Regions from separate parts of the Homo sapiens genome. Here region 2 is linked to region 1. The links are chromatin contacts, found by Hi-C or POLR2A ChIA-PET in ENCODE. All regions are on one chromosome and are shown on one strand. Each heading gives the region's core, a stretch centred on a gene start or an enhancer-like site at or near the end of the contact. The rest is flanking DNA. Distances are from core to core; before and after follow the strand shown. Region 1 has its middle 35 kb from the start of MIR1538. Region 2 overlaps CYB5B (cytochrome b5 type B).

Evidence for each region. A loop is a pair of places that touch in the nucleus more often than their neighbours do. ChIA-PET counts read pairs that join two places held with the same protein, here RNA polymerase II (POLR2A). Pooled maps may share reads with other maps.
Region 2: a loop to region 1 is called in a pooled map, with 5 times the contacts of the local background. The contact joins two enhancer-like sites. A Hi-C loop is called at or near these places in 1 of 168 maps with a recorded cell type or tissue (esophagus muscularis mucosa) and 9 of 50 pooled maps. POLR2A ChIA-PET finds 5 or more read pairs at or near these places in 7 of 52 experiments (Caco-2, GM12878, HEK293 and 4 more).

What each region holds. Positions count from the first base shown.
Region 1 is chr16:69,529,303-69,532,432 of GRCh38, forward strand. No RefSeq gene overlaps it. Among named protein-coding and RNA genes, the nearest start is that of MIR1538, 35 kb to the right of the region's middle. RefSeq lists enhancers at 324-618, 606-1,805, 1,075-1,784, 1,364-1,658. Within about 2 kb of position 1,474, at least 13 of the 41 ENCODE cell types and tissues checked have a DNase peak (open chromatin) inside an H3K27ac peak, as active enhancers do.
Region 2 is chr16:69,442,909-69,445,673 of GRCh38, forward strand. All of the region lies in intron 1 of CYB5B (cytochrome b5 type B), which reads left to right. It also overlaps the pseudogene LOC100420066. Among named protein-coding and RNA genes, the nearest start is that of CYB5B, 20 kb to the left of the region's middle. RefSeq lists a silencer at 597-879 and enhancers at 1,226-1,305, 1,336-1,595. Within about 2 kb of position 1,308, at least 23 of the 41 ENCODE cell types and tissues checked have a DNase peak (open chromatin) inside an H3K27ac peak, as active enhancers do.

The sequences.
Region 1 (3,130 bases), core at 224-2,723:
ATTCAAGTGTTTATTGCAATGTGTTCTTCCCTGTAGCATTTTTACTTTTGTAAAAAGAGCCTGAAACTTTTGTATAAAAAGAAGGGTGGCTGTGTGTGCATGTGTGCATTTATTGTATATGCATAAAGAAACTCTGGAAAGATACACAAGAAACTAATAACATCAGAGACTGTGGGAGTGGGATAAGAATTAGGGAGAAGGAGGACTTGGTAAGGGAAAGAGAAAGAAAATTGTGTGTGTGTGTGTGTGTGTGTAATGTATATAATTTTTGAACCATGTGAACAGATTACCTATAAAAACATTAAATTACCAAAAAATCAAAAGGTTGAAAAGAAAGGGAAATGCTTAATCCCTAGGTGTGACTCTCCACTGGAGGAATCTGTAGGGGGTGGGATTCTTGTGGCAGCTACATCACATGAGCGTCTGCTTCCTGGGCCTTGGCCCCACCCACCTGGTTTAGTAAACTGGAAGCAAGACTGCGTTCCCGAGCAGATGGCCCAGGGTGGCTCCTGGTCCGGTTCAACAGAGAGTAGCTCTAAGCACACGCCCTTTCTTCCCCAGACATCTCCCCAGTGTGTATTCCAGTGGTAGACATTCCTTTTAGTCTTTCACCCCACAATTGGAATAAGACTTCACATTGCAGGTTTTCACCGAAGGAGTAATGATGGGCCTAAATTCATACTTCGTTGTAAATGTCTGATATCAGATTCTTAGACTCTTTCCCAGAGACCTGTTTTGTAAGAGAGCGATCAGACCTTATGAAGGTCTCAGGCTCCTGAAATCTAGGGCAATGGAGGCTTGGAAGACACAAGTTAATTACTTCCCAGTCTTGGCCGGGCGCGATGGCTCACGCCTGTAATCCCAGCACTTTAGGAGGCCGAGGCGGGTGGATCACGAGGTCAGGAGATGAAGACCATCCTGGCTAACACGTGAAACCCCGTCTGTACTAAACATACAAAAAAATTAGCCGGGCGTGGTGGCGGGCGCCTGTAGTCCCAGCTACTCGGGAGGCTGAGGCAGGAGAATGGCGTGAACCCAGGAAGCAGAGCTTGCAGTGAGCCGAGATCGCGCCACTGCACTCCAGCCTGGGCGACAGAGCAAGACTCCGTCTCAAAAAAAAAAAAAATATATTACTTCCCAGTCCTGTTTGTGGCAGACCTAGATGAAAGTTCTAGGAAACACATGCTTTGGAATCAGCCTGAACTTGAATCTCAGGACCCAGTCTGTTCCTACCTGTGAGCCCTTGGCCAAGTATTTCTCCTCTCTCTGTCTCGTTTTCTCATCTGTGAAATGGGAATGCTAATAACACCTTTGCCGGATGAGTTGACATGAGAGTAAGAGGCGAGCTTGTGGGTGACCGCAGGCAGTGCCATGAATGACCCACTTTAGGTGCTGAGCACCCAGGAGCCCTTCTTAGTGCGATTTGCCTGGGCTGCCTTGAGACCACACATGTGATGCGGGGGTGGGGGGGAAAGGGTAACAGAGAGGAGCAGTGACATGGAACAATCCCAAGAATGAAAGCAGGGCGGCGGGGCTGACTCACCGGATGACTCACTTCCTTGCCCAGGGATGTTCTGAGCATCCACGGAGCTGCTTCTCATAGTTCTCATACCCTTGGTTCCTTCTCTGTGGGGAAGGCAGGAGGAAGATGCCCCTCCTCGCCCAGAGCAGGGATCAGAATGTGGGACCTTCTCCGTCATACCCAGAACCATGGAGACTAGCTGGCACCCCATTTTTTAATTCACAAAATAACAGTCCCCATAAGATGTAATCTTTTTAAGGAAGAATAGTTTTTGCCCCAGGAGTACAGGAGAGATTCTAGACTCCTTTTGCCCTTTTCCAAATTATCACAGGGAGATCTGGACCCCGTAGAATATTTGAAAGTGCAGAAAAATGCAAAGAAGCAGAAAAAATCACCTATAATCCTATCGTTTAAACTTTATCACAGTGATGAGTTTGGTATTTTTCCATTCTATTTTTTTTCTCTGTATTTTTTCATTATATAGTCAAGTTTCTGCAGTCTATATCAGCACTATTCAAAGGAAATATGCAAACCACAGGTGTGAACCATATATGTAATTTAAAATGCTTCAGAAGCCTCATTAAAGAAAAATAAAAACAGGTGAAATTGTGTGTGTGTGTATGTGTGTGTGTGTGTATATATATATATATATATATATATATTTTTTTTTTTTTTTTTTTTTTTTTTTTTTTTTTTTGAGATGGAGTCTCACCCAGGCTGTAGTGTAGTGGCATGATCTTGACTCACTGCAACCTCTGGGTTCAAGCGATTCTTCTGCCTTAACTTCCTGAGTAGCTGGGATGACAGGTGCCTGCCACCATACCTGGCTGAATTTTTATATTTTTAGTAGAGACGGGGTTTCGCCATGTTGGTCAGGCTTGTCTCAAACTCCTGACCTCAGGTGATCCGCCCGCCCTGGTCTCCCACAGTGCTGGGATTACACGCATGAGCCACTGCACAATATATTATATTCAACCAAATATTTCAACAATATCATTTTATCATATAATCAATATAAACATTTAGCAATTTTTATGATTATTAAATTAAAAATGAGATATTTTACATGCTTGCACATCTGAATTCAGAGTTAGCCACATTCAAGTGTTCAGTAGGCACGTGGGGCTGGTGACTACCATGTTGAACAGTGCAAGCCTGTGCAACCCCTTTTTTTTTTTTTTTGAGGCAAGGTCTTACTCTGTCACCCAGGCTGGAGTGCAGTGATATGATTATGGCTCACTGCAGCCTTGACCTTCTAGGCTCAAGTGATCCTCCAGCTTCAGCCTCCCAAGTAGCTGGACTACAGATGTATGCTGCCATACTTGGCTAATTTCTTTTTCATTTTTTTAGAGGTGGGGTCTCACTGTGTTGTCCAGGCTGGTCTCGAACTCTGGCCTCAAGCAATCCTCCTTCCCAAAGTTCTGGGATTACAGGCATGAGCCTTGTCTGGCAAGTTCATGCAATTTCTAACTTGCTTTTGTTTTTGCTTAAATTACATCCTAAGTATTTCTCATATCATAAAATCTCTTTTGAAAAAGATAACTTTTATGAATTTCAATAACATGTATTTATTATCTAATACCAAAGGTAATATATTGGTTCGTGTTT
Region 2 (2,765 bases), core at 58-2,557, 87 kb before region 1:
GAGCTAATTTTTACTACTTGGTCTTCAAAAAATAGAGGCTTTTTTAAAAATTTTTTTTGTGACAGAGCTTCACTGTATTGCCCAGGCTGGAGTGCAGTGGTGCGATTGTGGCTCACTGAAAACTTCGCCTCCCGGGTTCAAGTGGTTTTCCCGAATAGTTGGGATTACAGGTGAGCGCCAGCATACCCAGCTAATTTTTGTACTTTTAGTAGAGACAGGGTTTCACCACGTTGGCCAGGCTGGTCTCAAACTCCTGGCCTCAAGTGATCCGCCCTCTTCAGCCTCCCAAAGTGTTGGGATTACAGGCGTGAGCCATGGCACTTGGTCTTGTAACTCCTTTTTGAACATAACTTCAAAGTGAAGGCCTTTGCCCATGAGCTCTTTGACATCATCTGGTGTCCACTGGTGACCCATCAGCTCCAGAACTTTCTACTTTGTCTTGGAAGCTTTGCTGGTTTCTGTGGGCATGGCCATGGCTGCTCTGGTCATCTGCTCCTGCCTCATTTCTTATTGGTCAGTTGCCATTATCTTGGCCTAGAATCACAGTAAATTCTCTGAAGCCCAAATACGTTGAGGAAATACCAGGATGCAGAGCTCATTCAGGGTGGATCTAATGTGAGTAGTTTGATAACTTGCTGCAGCATAGGCTTAAAACCAGAGGGTCGGCCGGGTGCAGTGGCTCATGCCTGTAATCCCAGCACTTTAGGAGGCCGAGGCGGGTGAATCACCTGAGGTCAGGAGTTCGAGACCAGCCTGGCCAACGTGGTGAAACCTTGTCTCTACTAAAAACACAAAAATTAGCTGGGCATGGTGGCAGGCACCTGTAGTCCCAGCTACCTGGGAGGCTGAGGCAGGAGAATCGCTTGAACTTGGGAGGCAGAGGTTGCAGTGAGCCGAGATTGTGCTACTGCATTCCAGCCTGGGCAACAGAGTGAGACTCCGTCTCAAAACAAACAAACAAACAAACAACAACAACAAAAAACAGAGGGTCAGTGGAAATAGGACCTTGGTTGCAACAATGCCTGAGTATGTCAATGTTGATCCATTCACAAGTAAGAATCATAGGGATGACGTTTGTTATATTTCCTTTCATCATGCCTGAGAGCATAGTGGGAGGAAGTGGTGATATTTTTATCCTCTGGGTTGTTGATGTAATATTCTCATGTCAAGAAAAAGACTTTTTGGGAATGTAATTTCCATTTTCACTGAAGGCTCTGCTTCAAATTAGGACTTAACTGTCAGATACTTGCTCCTGGGTGAGCTTCTTGTCGCTCTGTACCAGGATGAACATGTAGTGGCAGATCATATCTGAGAAGAAGCAGATGATAAACATGGGCGGGACCATCCAGTGGCTGACGCTGGAGTTGGACAGTAGCTCCTACCCTCTGTCTTCACTGAGAGCTGGTCTGGCTTCTCCTGGGGTGCCGGGGCTCTTTGGGTTTTCGTCGAGGCCTTCGTATGCTCCTCAGCCTGGGCATTATCTTGGCCTAAGACTGGCCAGGACCCTGCTATAGCCTCGGGCCTAGTGCAGTGATTCCAACTCCTCCAGCTGGGCTGCCAGTGGCCCATGGCAGCCCTGCATCCATTTGATTTTCGCTAACTCTATCTGGAGACTATAGAGTTCTAAACAGAAACCAAAAGCTCCCTGACGTCTTTTTGCTTGTTCTAAGCCATCTCTATTAAGACCATATTTTAGAGTGAAAGTTATTAAACCGTAGAATTTTGTTTGATCACTCTGACCCCCACTTGCTTCAGTGAAAAAAAAAAAGAAGCAGGCTACAAAACATTATGTACTACATGAATTCACTTTGTGAGAACACAAAAAACTTTTATTTATCACTGCCTACCACACAAAATAGTAAGGATTCAATAAAAAATTGTAGACTAATGGCTGAAATGATTGAAAGAATACACAGGAAAAATGAAGTTTTATGCACCAAATTGTTAACTGGACTTATTTCTGTTCCAGGACTCTAGTTGATTATTCTTTTTTCCAAATTTACCACAGCGAATATATAACTTTTACTTAATATTTTAAAAAAGTGTTGTGCTTTCTCTTGTTTATAAGTGGTGAGAGACTGATGAAAGTGAAAGTACTTGTAGAAAGAACTGTGTAGCAAGTCAAAAATTCAGTCATTCCCTGAAATGTTGTAATCTATGAAGGAGTTTTATTGTCCTTTTACTCTGAAAGGCAACACAATAGTTGGGTTGTGTCAAAAGGAAAAAATATCATCCATAGTTTAGGTGTATAGAACAAATTGGGACATAATTCCAGAACTGATGACTTAGTTCCACAACAAAGAACAGTTTCACATATAATAACCTGAGAGTTTCAGATATAATAACAAGTGAATCGTGGCTGTCTTACTCTTGCTGTAAAATAGCATTCTTAAATACTGGGATGTGAGACCCACTCACTGGGTGGAGACCTTTTAGGAGATAAAAATAGAAGTTATCCTTATCCTCAGGGAGCTCATAGGCTGGTGACTATGACTGGGAAGTAACACTTACAGTTTTTATACTTCAATTGAATTAACATTTATTTAAAATAGGAATGATAATTTATTCCTGCTGAAATGGTTGTTATAAAAAGTAAAAAGCATTAATATTTCAAAAATACAAATTTTGATATATTAAATAATATAAATTCTAAATTTGCTAATTTAAGTAAATGTTTTTTGAGTATTTAAGTCAAGGACTGTGCTAAATATAATTTTACAAAATGGTTAATTTTCTGAGTAAGTAATGCTTTATTTGGTAAAACA